Linked DNA regions of Homo sapiens: regions 1 and 2 are each linked to region 3. A link is a contact called in ENCODE Hi-C or POLR2A ChIA-PET data. All regions are on one chromosome and are shown on one strand. Each heading gives the region's core, a stretch centred on a gene start or an enhancer-like site at or near the end of the contact. The rest is flanking DNA. Distances are from core to core; before and after follow the strand shown. Region 1 holds the start of MAFF (MAF bZIP transcription factor F). Region 2 holds the start of PLA2G6 (phospholipase A2 group VI). Region 3 holds the start of C22orf23 (chromosome 22 open reading frame 23).

The links. A loop is a pair of places that touch in the nucleus more often than their neighbours do. ChIA-PET counts read pairs that join two places held with the same protein, here RNA polymerase II (POLR2A). Pooled maps may share reads with other maps.
Region 1: a loop to region 3 is called in a map of CD8-positive, alpha-beta T cell, with 19 times the contacts of the local background. The contact joins the promoter of MAFF here to the promoter of C22orf23 in region 3. A Hi-C loop is called at or near these places in 2 of 168 maps with a recorded cell type or tissue (CD8-positive, alpha-beta T cell and vagina), 1 of 37 single-sample maps with no recorded cell type and 6 of 50 pooled maps. POLR2A ChIA-PET finds 5 or more read pairs at or near these places in 1 of 52 experiments (activated CD4-positive, alpha-beta T cell).
Region 2: a loop to region 3 is called in a pooled map, with 8 times the contacts of the local background. The contact joins the promoter of PLA2G6 here to the promoter of C22orf23 in region 3. A Hi-C loop is called at or near these places in 1 of 168 maps with a recorded cell type or tissue (vagina) and 6 of 50 pooled maps. POLR2A ChIA-PET finds 5 or more read pairs at or near these places in 1 of 52 experiments (activated CD4-positive, alpha-beta T cell).

Annotation. Positions count from the first base shown.
Region 1 is chr22:38,199,207-38,203,507 of GRCh38, forward strand. It overlaps MAFF (MAF bZIP transcription factor F), which reads left to right and starts at 2,788. Exons shown (of 3, transcript NM_012323.4): 1 at 2,788-3,006. RefSeq lists silencers at 2,615-2,944, 3,005-3,444, 4,295-4,301.
Region 2 is chr22:38,179,484-38,183,647 of GRCh38, forward strand. PLA2G6 (phospholipase A2 group VI) reads right to left here and starts at 2,347. Exons shown (of 17, transcript NM_003560.4): 1 at 2,181-2,347. RefSeq lists enhancers at 750-919, 1,200-1,269, 1,900-2,349, 2,299-2,593, 2,510-2,619.
Region 3 is chr22:37,951,008-37,955,256 of GRCh38, forward strand. It overlaps C22orf23 (chromosome 22 open reading frame 23), which reads right to left and starts at 2,594. Exons shown (of 7, transcript NM_032561.5): 1 at 2,441-2,594; 2 at 2,040-2,151; 3 at 453-515. The coding sequence starts at 2,142. POLR2F (RNA polymerase II, I and III subunit F) reads left to right here and starts at 2,692. Exons shown (of 5, transcript NM_021974.5): 1 at 2,692-2,800. The coding sequence starts at 2,781. RefSeq lists a silencer at 2,858-2,927.

The DNA.
Region 1 (4,301 bases), core at 1,538-4,037, 250 kb after region 3:
AACTCACCATTGTGCAGTTTCTAAAACTGAGAACTTTCCTACCCCAAAGGTTAACCTAGGTGGCTCTTTCTGCTATGCACATGGAGAGGACTGAGCAATTGGTTTTTAGAGATCCTTTTGAGTGCTAGACAAAGCTGCCTCAACATTTGGTCACTTGGGAAACTAGTGGGCCAATTTGCATACCAAACCCACAGCCTGTGGGAGGGAACGGAAAGAAGCCATAGTGTCTGGTGGACCAAGGCACAGAGGCAGGAAAGCAAGACAAGGGCGCTGAAATCGAATTTGCTACATCAAGGAAAGTGGGGGGCTGGGCGCGGTGGCTCACGCGTGTAATCCCAGCACTTTGGGAGGCCGAGGCGGGTGGATCACGAGGTCAGGAGATCGACACCACGGTGAAACCCCGTCTCTACTAAAAATACAAAAAAAAAAAATTAGGAGGGCGCGGTGGCGGGCGCCTGTAGTCCCAGCTACTCGGGAGGCTGAGGCTGGAGAATGGCGTGAACCCGGGAGGTGGAGCTTGCAGTGAGCTGAGATCGCGCCACTGCACTCCAGCCTGGGGCAACACAGCGAGACTCCGGCTCAAAAAAAAAAAAAAAAAAAGGAAAGTGGGGATCCTTACTGGTGATCAGGGTGCCACATAGAGGCCTACCCATTTGGAGAGGCCCTATGCCCTCCACAGTGGAGTAAGTGCCATGATGTCGGCTTCACAGGAGGGACTGTGGGAGCGATGGAATTTCAGGCAGTGGGAACATCATGAGCAAAGGAAAGCAGGGGATGAACAGCAACATCCACCCCGCACGTGGCCTCCAAAGCCATCTCTTTTGGGTGGGGCTTCCCACCACGGCGCACACCCCTCATGTTTATGTGGCCCTCCTCCCCTGGTTGCGATGTACCCCCAAACATCTGGGCCAGGAATCATTCAGACCTGGATACCAATTCCAGTGCTTGTACTTCCTAGCTGAGTGAATTTAGAAAGTCACCTTCACCTCTCTGAGCCTCCAGTCATGTATTCCTTCAACATGTATTTACTGTGGGCCTACTATGTGCCAAGCACTACTCCAGGCACTGGGCAGGCAGTGGTGAACAAGATAAGCCTGGCCAGGCGCAGTGGCTCATGTCTGCAATCCCAACACTTTGGGAGGCCGAGGTGGGTGGCCTGAGGTCAGGGGTTCAAAACCAGCCTGGCTGGGCATGGTGACTCACCTGTAGTCCAGCTACTGGGGGGCTGAATTCCTTGAACCTGGGAGGCGGAGGTTGCAGTGAGCCAAGATTATGCCACTGCACTCCAGCCTGGGCAACAGAGTGAGACTCTGTCTCAAAAAAAAAAAAAGAAAAAGAAAAAGAAGCAAGGCCTGCCTTCATAAAACATACATTCTGGTTGGGGAAGACAGACAATAACCAGCACTCACATACATAAATGATGAAACACCCTACAGAAGTATTAAGATAATATAAGAACAAATTTCAAGGCTGGGTGCGGTGGCTTGCGCCTGTAATCCCATTACTTTGGGAGGCCAGCGTGGGTGGATTGCCTGAGTCCAGGAGTTTGAGACCAGTTTGGGCAACATGGCAAAACCCTGTCTCTACAAAAAAAAAAAAAAAAAAAAAAAAAAAAAAATACAAAAAATGAACCTAGCATGGTGGTGTGTGCTTATGGTCCCAGCTACTTGGGAGGCTAAGGTGGGAGAATGGCTGGAGTCCAGGAGAAGGAGGTTGCAGTGAGCCGAGATTGTGCCACTGCACTCCAGCCTGGGTGACAGAGTGAGACCCTGTCTCGAAAAAAAAAAAAAAATTCAGAGGTGAAGACTGCTTTAACCAGGGTGGTCAGGAAATGTCTCTCTGAGGCAGTGACATCCGGGCTGACGTGAAAGATGAGAAAGAGTCAGGCAAGTGAACAGAAGACCAGACAGCCAGTGCCAAGGGCCTGTCGCAGGAATGAGCTTGGTATGTTTGGGGGACAGAAAGAAGGGCACTGTGGCCGAAGAGCAGTGGATGAGGAGAGAGTGGCCAAAGAAGGTGTGTAAACAACCTGAGCTTTGTTTTGAGAAGAACATTGGCTGGTATAGAAAGAAAGACTTTGGAGGCAAAGTAGGGAGCCTCGGAGGCTGCTGCCATTGTCCGGGTAAGCTGATGGTGCCGAGACCAGGTGCCATGACTGGAGGTGGTGAGAAATGGTCCTATGCAGGAGACCTGGAGACACCGCTAGCTTGAGTCCTGAGGTGGGGAGGAAGGGAGAGGGAGGGATGGAGCCAGGCTCCAAGGTTTTGGCTTGAGCAGCTGAGATGGGGTGGCAAGGGAGCAGAGGTAGGGCTGACGATCAGGAGCGGGTTTTTGGGCCGAGTCCTCTGCAGTGCCCATCTGACACCCACTGGATGCGCAGAGTGGGCAGCTGGCTATGAGTCTGGAACTCAGAGAAGCTGTTCGCTCCGGAAATACAAACCTGGGGCTCATAGCCATATAAATGTCATTTAAAGCCACGGGACTGGATGAGATCATTAAGGCAGAAGGTCTAGGTCGAAAGAAGAGGGCCAGGACCACTACCTGTAAAATGAGCCAATGACACCTACACCCACGGGGCTCTCGCGAGGTGTCACGTGAACGCACCCAGCGAGCCCTGGAACCAGGCAGAGAATCGCGGCAGCCCCGGGGGCGGGGCTTCCAGGGGGCGGGGTCATACGGGGGCGGGGCCGAGGGACCAAGCGGCCGCTCCTGGCCGGAGGGCGGCCGGGTCGGTGACGTCACCGCATGACTGGGTTTTTATGAATGAAAGGAATCCTGTGAGTGAGTAATTCCGGGAAGCTCGCCTTACAACTCCGCGCGGCCTCGGCCCCCTGCGCCGCCCGCCCCACAACAAAACTCAGCGCAGCGCTCCCGGGCGCCCGGTTCAGAGCGACCTGCGGCTCAGAGCGGAGGGGAGACTGACCGGAGCGCGGATCGGGACAGCGGCCGGGACAGCGGCGAGACGCGCGTGTGTGAGCGCGCCGGACCAAGCGGGCCCAGAAGCGGGTGAGGAACGCGGGACCAGGAGGACGGTGCGCGGGACCCCAAGGCGGCAGGGTTTCTGCGTCCCGGGATGCGCCTGGGGTGGGCGCCCGGGCCCGATCCGTCGGGGCTCCCGGAGCTCCATCGCCCGGACGGCTCGGGGCGGGGAGAAGGGAGCGGCCGTCCCGGGGACGCCGAGGACGGGGCCGAGGCCAGCTCGGGGGAGTGGGGGTGGAGACGGGGCCCCTTCCCGGGGCGCGGGCGGGTAGGCGGCGGCGCCGGGAGGAAGGGGCAGCGCAGGCCGGCGATCTCCGCGTCCGCCCGGCGGGGGCGGGGGCGCTGTGCTCCTACGTGACTCGGTGGGAACAGGCCCTGGCCCGGCGCCCGCGGGCGGTGCGTGCGCGGTTTGTTTACGTCCGAGGGCGGGCGTGTGTTCCCTGGCGGGCGGCCTGGGTATCCTGCCCGGTGCGTGCGTGCGCTGTGTACCTCGGGGGCGTGTGTGCGTGTGTTGTGCTTGTGTGTGCGTGTCCGCGCGCGCGCTCCCTGGGGCCTGTACACCAGCAGTGTGTACCTCGGAGAGGGCGTGCCCTGGGCCGGCCACCGGAGTAAACGCGGAACAAGGACCCGAGCGAAGGAAGCGGACCCGTGCGTCTTCGCACGGGGTCTGGGAATTCTGGCCCGGGCCGCCCCAGTCCTACTACCCGGGGCTGTCCGTCCCCGGCTCTCCCCGGAGTTTCCCAGGGCCTCCGCCACGTGACCCCAGTGTTTGTCTCCCGCCCAGAGCCCGCGCCCGCAGCCACAGGGTGGGGCAAGGTATCAAAGACCCCACCCAGCTGAGCTAGGAGTGAGGGATGTGAGCCACCCCCGCTTGGCACCCCGGTGGATCTGGTAACAAAGTGAGTTGGAGCCCAGGTTCTTGTCCCCAGATTTTGGGGCTTCCTGGGGAGGGAAGAACCAAGGGACTCTCGTTCGTCCCCAGGGTTGCCCATCCCCTCAGTCCCATGAGAACAGGAAGGGCCAGAAAACCTTGACTGCAAGGGTGCGGCGCAGGGAGAGGACCACAGGCTTTTAGCTAGTCCGGGTTCTGGAGGCTGTACCTGCTAGGTCGTGGAGGATGGGGCGGAGCCGGTTTCCGCTCTCCTGGTAGTTTCAGTTCACAAGTGGGACTGGTGAGACTAGACTGACCTACAGCTGGACGCCGGAAGCTAGCTGAGGCTCTGAGCCAGCCGACAGACCCCGAGTGCCCTCACCCTGGGCCAGGCAGGGTCAGTAGGCATTGGGGATAGAACTCTGACTGCACGGAGGGTTAATGAGTGAGG
Region 2 (4,164 bases), core at 1,097-3,596, 230 kb after region 3:
CTAAACTCTTAAGTTTGAGGCCTGGCGCGGTGGCTCACACCTGTAATCCCACCACTTTGGGAGGCCAAGGCAGGTGGATCACTTGAGATCAGGAGTTCGAGACCAGCCTGGCCAACACGGTGAAACCCCGCCTCTACAAAAATACAAAAATTAGTTGGGCATGATGGCGCATGCTTGTAATCCCAGCTACTTGGGAGGCTGAGGCAGGAGAATCAGGAGGTGGAGGTTGCAGTGAGCCGAGATCGTGCCATTGCATTCCAGCCTGGGTGACAGAGTGAGACTCTGTCTCAAAAAATAAATAAATCAATAAATAAATACTTCAAGTTTGAAAAGCCTAAGTTTGAGGTGCTGAGTAAGCAACTAGATTTGAGTATGTCATTCCAGGGAAAGGTCTGGACTGGACTGGGGATATAAATTTGTGGGCTGACAGAATAGAGACGGCACTTAAAGAAATAAGACTGGATGAGATCACCATCCGAAAACGAGAAGAGGCATTTAAGACATGACCCTATCAAAATCCACTGTGAAAGACACAGAACATATTCTCCCAGGGAGCCACCCTCTACAAAGTGAAGTTTGTAACACACTCTTCACTACGGCCCCTTACTCCTTGCCTACCTACTTCCCCCAGCACACACACCCAATAGATGTCTGCAGACACACACACACACACACACACACACACACACACACACACACAGAGTATTTAAATTTCTCCTTTCTGTATCTCTTAGTGATGTCATTCTGCTGAGTAAGAGGGAAACTCCCTTTTGGGGAGTCTCTCATGTAACAAGAAAGTAATCCACGGAAGGAACAAGAAGTGTCCTAAACAGTAGCAAACCTTACACATCAGGACAATCACACAGGCTCTGGTGTCAGATTCCAGCTTCAACCTCATCGGTGTGACCTCAAGCAACTCATGCGCCCTCTTTTTCTCATGTGAAGTGAGAATATCATTGGCCACACCAAGGGTAGCCTAGAACATCAGACAGTCCGTAAATATTTGTTAGATAAACGATGACTGAATGAATGGTGAAGAGAACATATACAGAAGAGCCTGACTCACAAGAGGTGATGAACAAACACTGCCAAATGATACACTGAAAGACAAGGGACCTCCTGCTCATCCTTCTCTCCTTGTCTTCTCATTCTAGCCCTTTCCCTTTCCACTCCTTTCAATTCTGCCTATGACCCAACAGTAAAATCATGTATTTGTACAGGGCCATACTGGTTATAAAGCTTTACCTTCTACATTTTCTCATTCAAATTTTGAACCTCATGGCAGACTTACGAGGGCAGGAGGTACAGTTCCCCTGTCACAGATGAGGAAACTGAGACTTGGACAGAAAACAGGTTCCAAACTCCAGGCAGAAACTCTAACAAAAACAATGCATTCAAAAACAATGCATTCAGCCCAAGGGTGCAGCCTCAACGTTGCCAAACCGAACCTGCCTGACATCCTGTTGGGCGGGTAAGAGGCAGGTGAGGGAAAGACCCAGAAGCTAGGGGGAGGTATTCGTTGGGGTCATGTGGGTAGCCCATTAAAAATACGGCCACAGGTCCCCTTGCCCTGTGCCCTCCCTGTCCCACACCCACAGGCTTGCCCCGACCCAGTCCCATGATCACCCTGGTCACATGCTCCCTGTCACCAGCTTCCAAGTCATCTGTGGGAGCAGGAGGTGGACACAGGATTAGGGGTGGGAGACTCTGGGGTGGCCAGGCTGAGGGGAAGGAGGGAGCATGTCGGGGGCAGGTCTGGAGGCACGCGAGAGAGGAAAGGCAAGGAAAAAAAGCAGGGAGGAAAGGCAGGAGAAGCAGGGAGTGAGAAATGAGTAGAGGCACCACGAAAGGTGGAGACGGACGTGAAGTGGGGAATCAAGTGAGCACTTAGAGGAGCACAGGAAGGAAAATTAGGACGGCCAATGGGGCCTAAAGAGGCACTGAGGGTCGGGGAAAGAGAAGAGATGGATTGACTCGGGAAGTTAGGGATACTGAGGGAGACACACGGAGGAGACTGGGGTTCAGGGGAGAAACTCAGGGTCGAAGCTGGGGTCCCTGGGGTCCACAAGTTCGAGATGAGACACGGGCGGTCTCGGGATGGGAATTGGGGACGCAGGGGGATGAAAAGATGGAAGGTGGGGGCACTCAGGGAGTCACATAAGGGTTAATGGAGGACATGCCTCAGAATCGGAGACACGAGGAATATCCAAAGGAGGGTCCGGCGGAGACTTGGGAGTCCGGAGCGCCGAGGAAGTTGGGGAACGGACCCCCAGGCCCCGCCCACCCGCGAGGTCACTCACCTCGGCTTACTCAGCACTTCTACTTCCTCCTACTTCCGCAAACAAACGGGCCTCGGGCCACGTGATGGCCTGACCACCGCTCTCCGCCAATCACTGGTGGCCCTGTCCCAGGCCTCCTCTAGGCTCCGCCCCCGCGCCCGAGGACGGCGGGAGGCGGGGTCCGCCATTTTTTTTAACTGCCCAATGGAAGGGGCTCCCTTAGCCAGGAGGACGAGCTTTCGGCGGGAGCCAATCCTCGGCGGCGAGGCGCGGCCATGTTTGTGCGGGGCAGAAGGTGCCCGGCTTCTTGGCAGTCCTGTTGATGAGGGCCAGGAGTCCTACCCTAGTCCGCCTTCCGCCTCCTAAAGCGACCAGAGCCTGGAGTCTGAAGTTACTGTTAATGATTGCTCGTAAAGATAAAAATAAAGGCAACAGAGGCATAGGGCATAACAAGGAGGAACCTGTTTTGATTTTTGCCAGGTAGCCTCAAGCCAGGGTTGCCAGATGTAGCATATAAAAAATACGGGATGTTAAGTTACATTTGAATTTCAGCTAAACAGCCAATACATTTTTTTCCGATAGAACAGAAATTGATTATAGCTTTTTTATTTTTCACAACTAAGGCCAAATTCCCTAGGGGAATTACCACATGTCCTTTTTTTTTTTTTTTTTGAGACAAGTCTCGCTCTGTCGACCATGCTGGAGTGCAGTGGCACGATCTCGCTCACTGCAACCTCCGCCTCCCGGATTCAAGCGATTCTCCTGCGTCAGCCTCCCGCGTAGCTGAGATTGCAGGCGCCCGCCACTACGCCCAGCTAATTTTTTGTATTTTTAGTAGAGACGGGGTTTCACCATGTTGGCCAGGCTGGTCTCGAACTCCTGACCTCAAGTGATCTGCCCGCCTCAGCCTCCCGAAGTGCTGGGATTACAGGCGTGAGCCACCACGCCCGGCTCCGAAATTTTTAACATAAGTATAATATACTAAGTTTAGTATTGTGTTAAAAATGTGTGCATTGTTGTCTGGCAACACACCCTGAGCCAGTCTCAGGAAATACCTTAGCACTTTCAGTAGGAACTTGGGCAAATGATCTCTGTGAACCTCAGACCCATCATCCAGGAAGTGGGCACAGTAATACAAGATTGTTGTAATATCTAGAAGTAAATTGGTCCCCATTCGTGCACATAGTGGGATTTCAATAAATGGCAGTTGTTAGGGTTAATAATGCCGATAATGAGGTATTTTGCAGAGAAGCCAGGAGACTAGACTTTAGTCACACATCTGCTTCGGACTGAGCAGGTCATGTCCTCTCTTCAGCCCACTGGCTTGGTTGGACCTTTTCTTTCCCTAATAATCACCCAACCCTAGGTCTAGATGAATCTGCCAGACTGCTCTCCATTTACGTGGGAAGTATAGTTGCGGGTGTCATTCTTGTGAAAAGAAGCGTGTAGGCCGGGTGCGGTGGCTCACGCCTATAATCCCAGCAGTTTGGGAGGCTGAGGCGGGTGGATCACTTGAGGTCAGGAGTTTGAGACCAGCCTGACCAACATGGTGAAACCCCATCTCTACTAAAAATACAAATAATTAGCTGGGTGTGCTGGCCATAGTCTGTAGTCCCAGCTGCTCAGGAGGCTGAGGCAGGAGAATTGCTTGAACCCAGGAGGCAGAGGTTGCAGTGAGCCAAGATCATGCCACTGTACTCCAGCCTGGGTGACAGAGCCAGACTCTGTCTCAAAAAAAAAAAAAGTGTGTTTCCTCCTTAGTCCGTCTAAAGATATTAGTGCCTAGACAGGGCAGCCAATGCAACTTGCGCAAGGTTTAGTTAAGAATCTTCACAGGTTAATGAAATTAACCATCTTAACTAATATCTGTACAGAGCTTTACCAG
Region 3 (4,249 bases), core at 1,344-3,843:
CGAGACCATCCTGGCTAACACGATGAAACGCCGTCTCTACTAAAAATACAAAAAATTAGCCAGGCGTGGTGGTGGGCACCTATAGTCTCAGCTACTTGGGAGGCTGAGGCAGGAGAATGGCATGAACCCGGGAGGCAGAAGTTGCAGTGAGCCGAGATTGCGCCACTGCACTCCAGCCTGGGCGACAGAGTGAGACTCTGTCTCAAAAAAAAAAAAGGTTTTGTGGAGATGAGGTCTTGTGGCTTGTGGCGTTGCCCGGGCTGGTCTTGAACTCCTGGGCTTAAGCCATCCTCCCACCTCAGCCTCCCAGTGTTGGAATTACAGGCATGAGCCACGTGCCCGGCTGTCTTTGTTTTTTTTATATGAGGTCCTCTCTCCCTTAACATGGAGAAGCATTAAAAGTGTGGCCCCAGATCCCTCTGTCCAGGAAGCCTCTGTGGACTGCCCCTTACTTTTCATGATGTCCATGATGTGGCGCTGCTGGATGTTCGTCAGTTTGGATTCCTTCATCATCACTGCACGACAAAGCATTCTATGAGGCCTCTTGGGCTGCAGGCGGATGCCTTCACCTGACACCCTACTGAAATTTAAAACCCTACATCCTAGCCCCATTCTGCACTGAGCATGCCTTCTCTATCTTTCCTGCTTCGTTTTTTCTATAGCACTTACGACCACCTAAAATTCTATATATTTTATTTTATTGTTATCCTTCTATATTAGCTGTATGATAAGAATTTTTGCTGGTTTAATAAAATTTCTGCCCTCTGTTAAATATTTTTTCCTCTTTCTCTTTTTTTTTTTTTTTTTTTTTTTTTTTTTTTTTTTGAGATGGAGCTTCCATCTTGTTGCCCAGGCTGGAGTGCAGTGGCGCGACCTCAGCTCACTGCAATCTCCACCTCCTGGGTTCAAGGAATTCTCCTGCCTCAGCCTCCCAAGTAGCTGGGATTACAGACATGCGCCACCACGCCCGGCTAATTTTGTACTTTTAGTAGAGACTGGGTTTCTCCATGTTGGTCAGGCTGGTCGTGAACTCCTAACCTCAGGTGATCTGCCCACCTTGGCCTCCCAAAGTGCTGGGATTACCGGTTTGAGCCACCTCATTTTCTTTCACTGCTGTATCCCCAGCACCTAAAACAGAGTCTAAGGCACATGGTAGACTTAAAAATGTTGTTGTTGGAAAAAAACAAAAAAGTTGTTGAGTAAAAGAACACATGAATACTTGTTCATCATGTTTCAGGGGCTGGAGCTACAATTGTGGGCCGAAACAGGCACGGTTCCTGCCTGATGAAATTCATGATCTGGAGGGATAGATGGGACACCAAATAACTGACTACAGCTTGTGCTAAGCCCAGTGAAGGAAAATGTGTGAGGGCACATAACAGTTGATCCTACTGTGGTGGTGAGGAGCAGAAGTCTTCCTCGGGAAAGTTGAAAGTGTGATCTAAAGGATGCATAGGAGTTAACTACTCTAAAAATTTTAGTTCTTTGACTTTTGGCAAGGTGTAGCACCTTGAACCTTCCCCTCCCCCCCGCCCCGCCCCGCCCCCGAATAAGGCATATGCAGTAGAATTTTGAAGCTTTCTGAACCCCAGGCTCCTTATCTGTAAAGGAAAATAGTGCTAAGCCACAGGTCAGGTACGGGGGAACTGAGTTACAGAGGGTAACTACCACCATTCTTCTCTCATCCTTTAACTCAGGGGTCCCCAACCCTCCGTCCGTGGACTGGTACCAGTCCCTGGCCTGTTAGGAACCGGGCCGCACAGCAGGAGGTGAGCGGCAGGCTAGCGAGCCTCACCGCCTCCTTTCAGGTCAGTGACGGCCTTAGATTCTCATAGGAGCGCGAACCCTATTGTGAACTGCGCACGCGAGGGATCTAGGTTGCACGCTCCTTATGAGAATCTAACTAATACCTGATGATCTGAGGTGGAACAGTTTCATCCCGAAACCATTCCCCACACCTCCGTCAGTGGAAAAATTGTCTTCCACGAAACCGGTCCCTGGTGCCAAAAAGGCTGGGATCGCTGCTTTAACGGACTGACCTCTGAGCAGCTCGCAGGTCCCCGGGGTGTAAGTGATGGTCTTGGGGCGGCGCCGGAACCCAGTTCCTTTGGTCACTACCTCCATCTGCTTCTGTGAAGCCATGGGAGGACTCTGAGGAGGGAAAGACGCAATGACACACCCCCTGTCTCCTGTCCCTAATCTCTGTTCCCCGACGCCCAACACCCCCAGAAGTCTGGAAGCGGGGATCGAGCCAGAGAATGATGCCGCCAGTTAATATTGCGACAGTGCCCAAACCTCCCATCCAGACACACAGATACACACACACAGTCCTCATTCTGACCCAGCGCCTGTGGCAGGGAAGTCTCCTCGGGAGGGAGTGTTAACACAGCCATGGTCACAACAGTACCCACTGAGTGATATGCCAAAATTGAAATTTCACCCTAAGACCCTCTCTGGGTGCTCCCCTCTCCACATAGAAGTGGGCTCCCGGAGGCGGTGACCACTGCTTTACAGCCGCATCCGCACCGGTGCCACGCAGAAATACTGCGCGATCTGGGCTGCTGGAGCTGGCAGCTAGCGCCTCTCGCTACTATAGAAACGCGCACACACCAGTCAGCGCATGCGCACTTTCCCCGCTCTGTCCTGCCTCCCGGAAGTGATTTCCTCTGGGTTACGGCGCAGGCGCAAGATAAGCTAGGAGCCGCGCGAGTCGTAGTGTCGCTGTTTGCGGGTCTCCGCGCGGGACCGGGGCGCAGCGGGGTCGCTGAGGCGAGGGTGTCATGTCAGACAACGAGGACAAGTGAGTGCGGGAGCGGAGTGGCCTTTGCGGCAACCTTGGAAGGGGCGGATGAGGCAAGGCTTGGGTCGGCTGAGGAGCCTGGCGTCTAGGGGCAATGTCTGAGGGGACTGGGGTCCTGAGGGGGCCGGCGGAGCCGAGGAAGGGAAGGGCGGGCGACCCAGGAGCACAGCCCCGGCTGGAGGCACAGGAGGGCCCAGGCTCGAGGGTCCAGAGGGGATCCGTAGAAAAGGTGTCCTTCAGCAAATGTTCCAGCGAGCCGGGCTCTGTATCATGCAGTGGGAATATTGAGGTGAATGAACAATCGTCCCTGCCTCTCCACGTGCTCACTTTCTAGAAAAGGGGTCACAGGCCCATAAGTAAGCAAGCAAGCAGGTAACGGTGGTCGCGTGAGCTTCCCCAGTTCTAGACGTATGTAGTATAGGAGTACTCCAGAGGAGGGTCTGGGGCAGCTCCACCGGGTGGCATTAAATAAAAGTCTGGGACGGTCCTTTGCAGTAATTTTTTTTTTTTTTTGAAACAGAGTCTTGCTCTGTCGCCCAGGCTGGAGTGCAGTGGCGCGATCTCGGCTCACTGCAGCCTCCACCTCCGGGGTTCAAGGGATTCTCCTGCCTCAGCCTCCCGACTAGCTGGGATTATGGGCGTGCACCACCACGCCTTGCTAATTGCTTGTAGTTTTAGTAGAGACGGGTTTCACCATGTTGGCCAGACTGGCCTCGAACTCCTGAGCTTGTGATCCACCCGCCTCGGCCTCCCAAAGTGCTGGGATCACAGGCGTGAGCCACCGTGCCCGGCCTGCTTGTAGTAATCTAGATGAGAGAAGTCAGTAGCTTATAGTAGGGTGGTAGGAGTAGAGGTGGTGAGAACTGGTTTTGAATTCTGGATATATTACTATTTTAAAGATAGAGCCCAAAAATTACCTGTGGGATATGTGGGTGCAAAGAGAGCTAGTCTGAAGATAAAAATAAGAAACGTGTGGGATTGCTACCCCATTCCCAGTGAGTGTCAGTAGAGAAGAGGAGATGACCCGTGGCTGAGCATTAGGGCATTTGGACATTGAGTGCTTGGGGGAAAAGAGAAGCCGGGGAGGTGGGGGAACACCAAGAGGGTGAGGTGTCCTTGGAGTCAAGTGAGGAGAGCAAGTGGCCTAATGTGCCAGCTGATAGATCAGGCTAAATGAGAAGGAGAGTTGGCCATTGGATTTAGCAACGTGGAGATCATTAATGAGCTTGGAAAGTGGTTTTGATGGAGCTGTTGGGGTGAAAGGCTTTTTGGAGTGAGATTATGACAAAATGGGAAGAGAGGAAGATAGTGAGGGTGGACAGCTCTTTCACACATTTTTGCTTCAAAGGACACCATGGAATTAGGGCTATAGGGGGAGAGAGAAGAGAAATAAGGGTTTTTTTTTTTTTTTTTTTAGATGAGGAAAAGCACATGTTGAAATGCTGATGG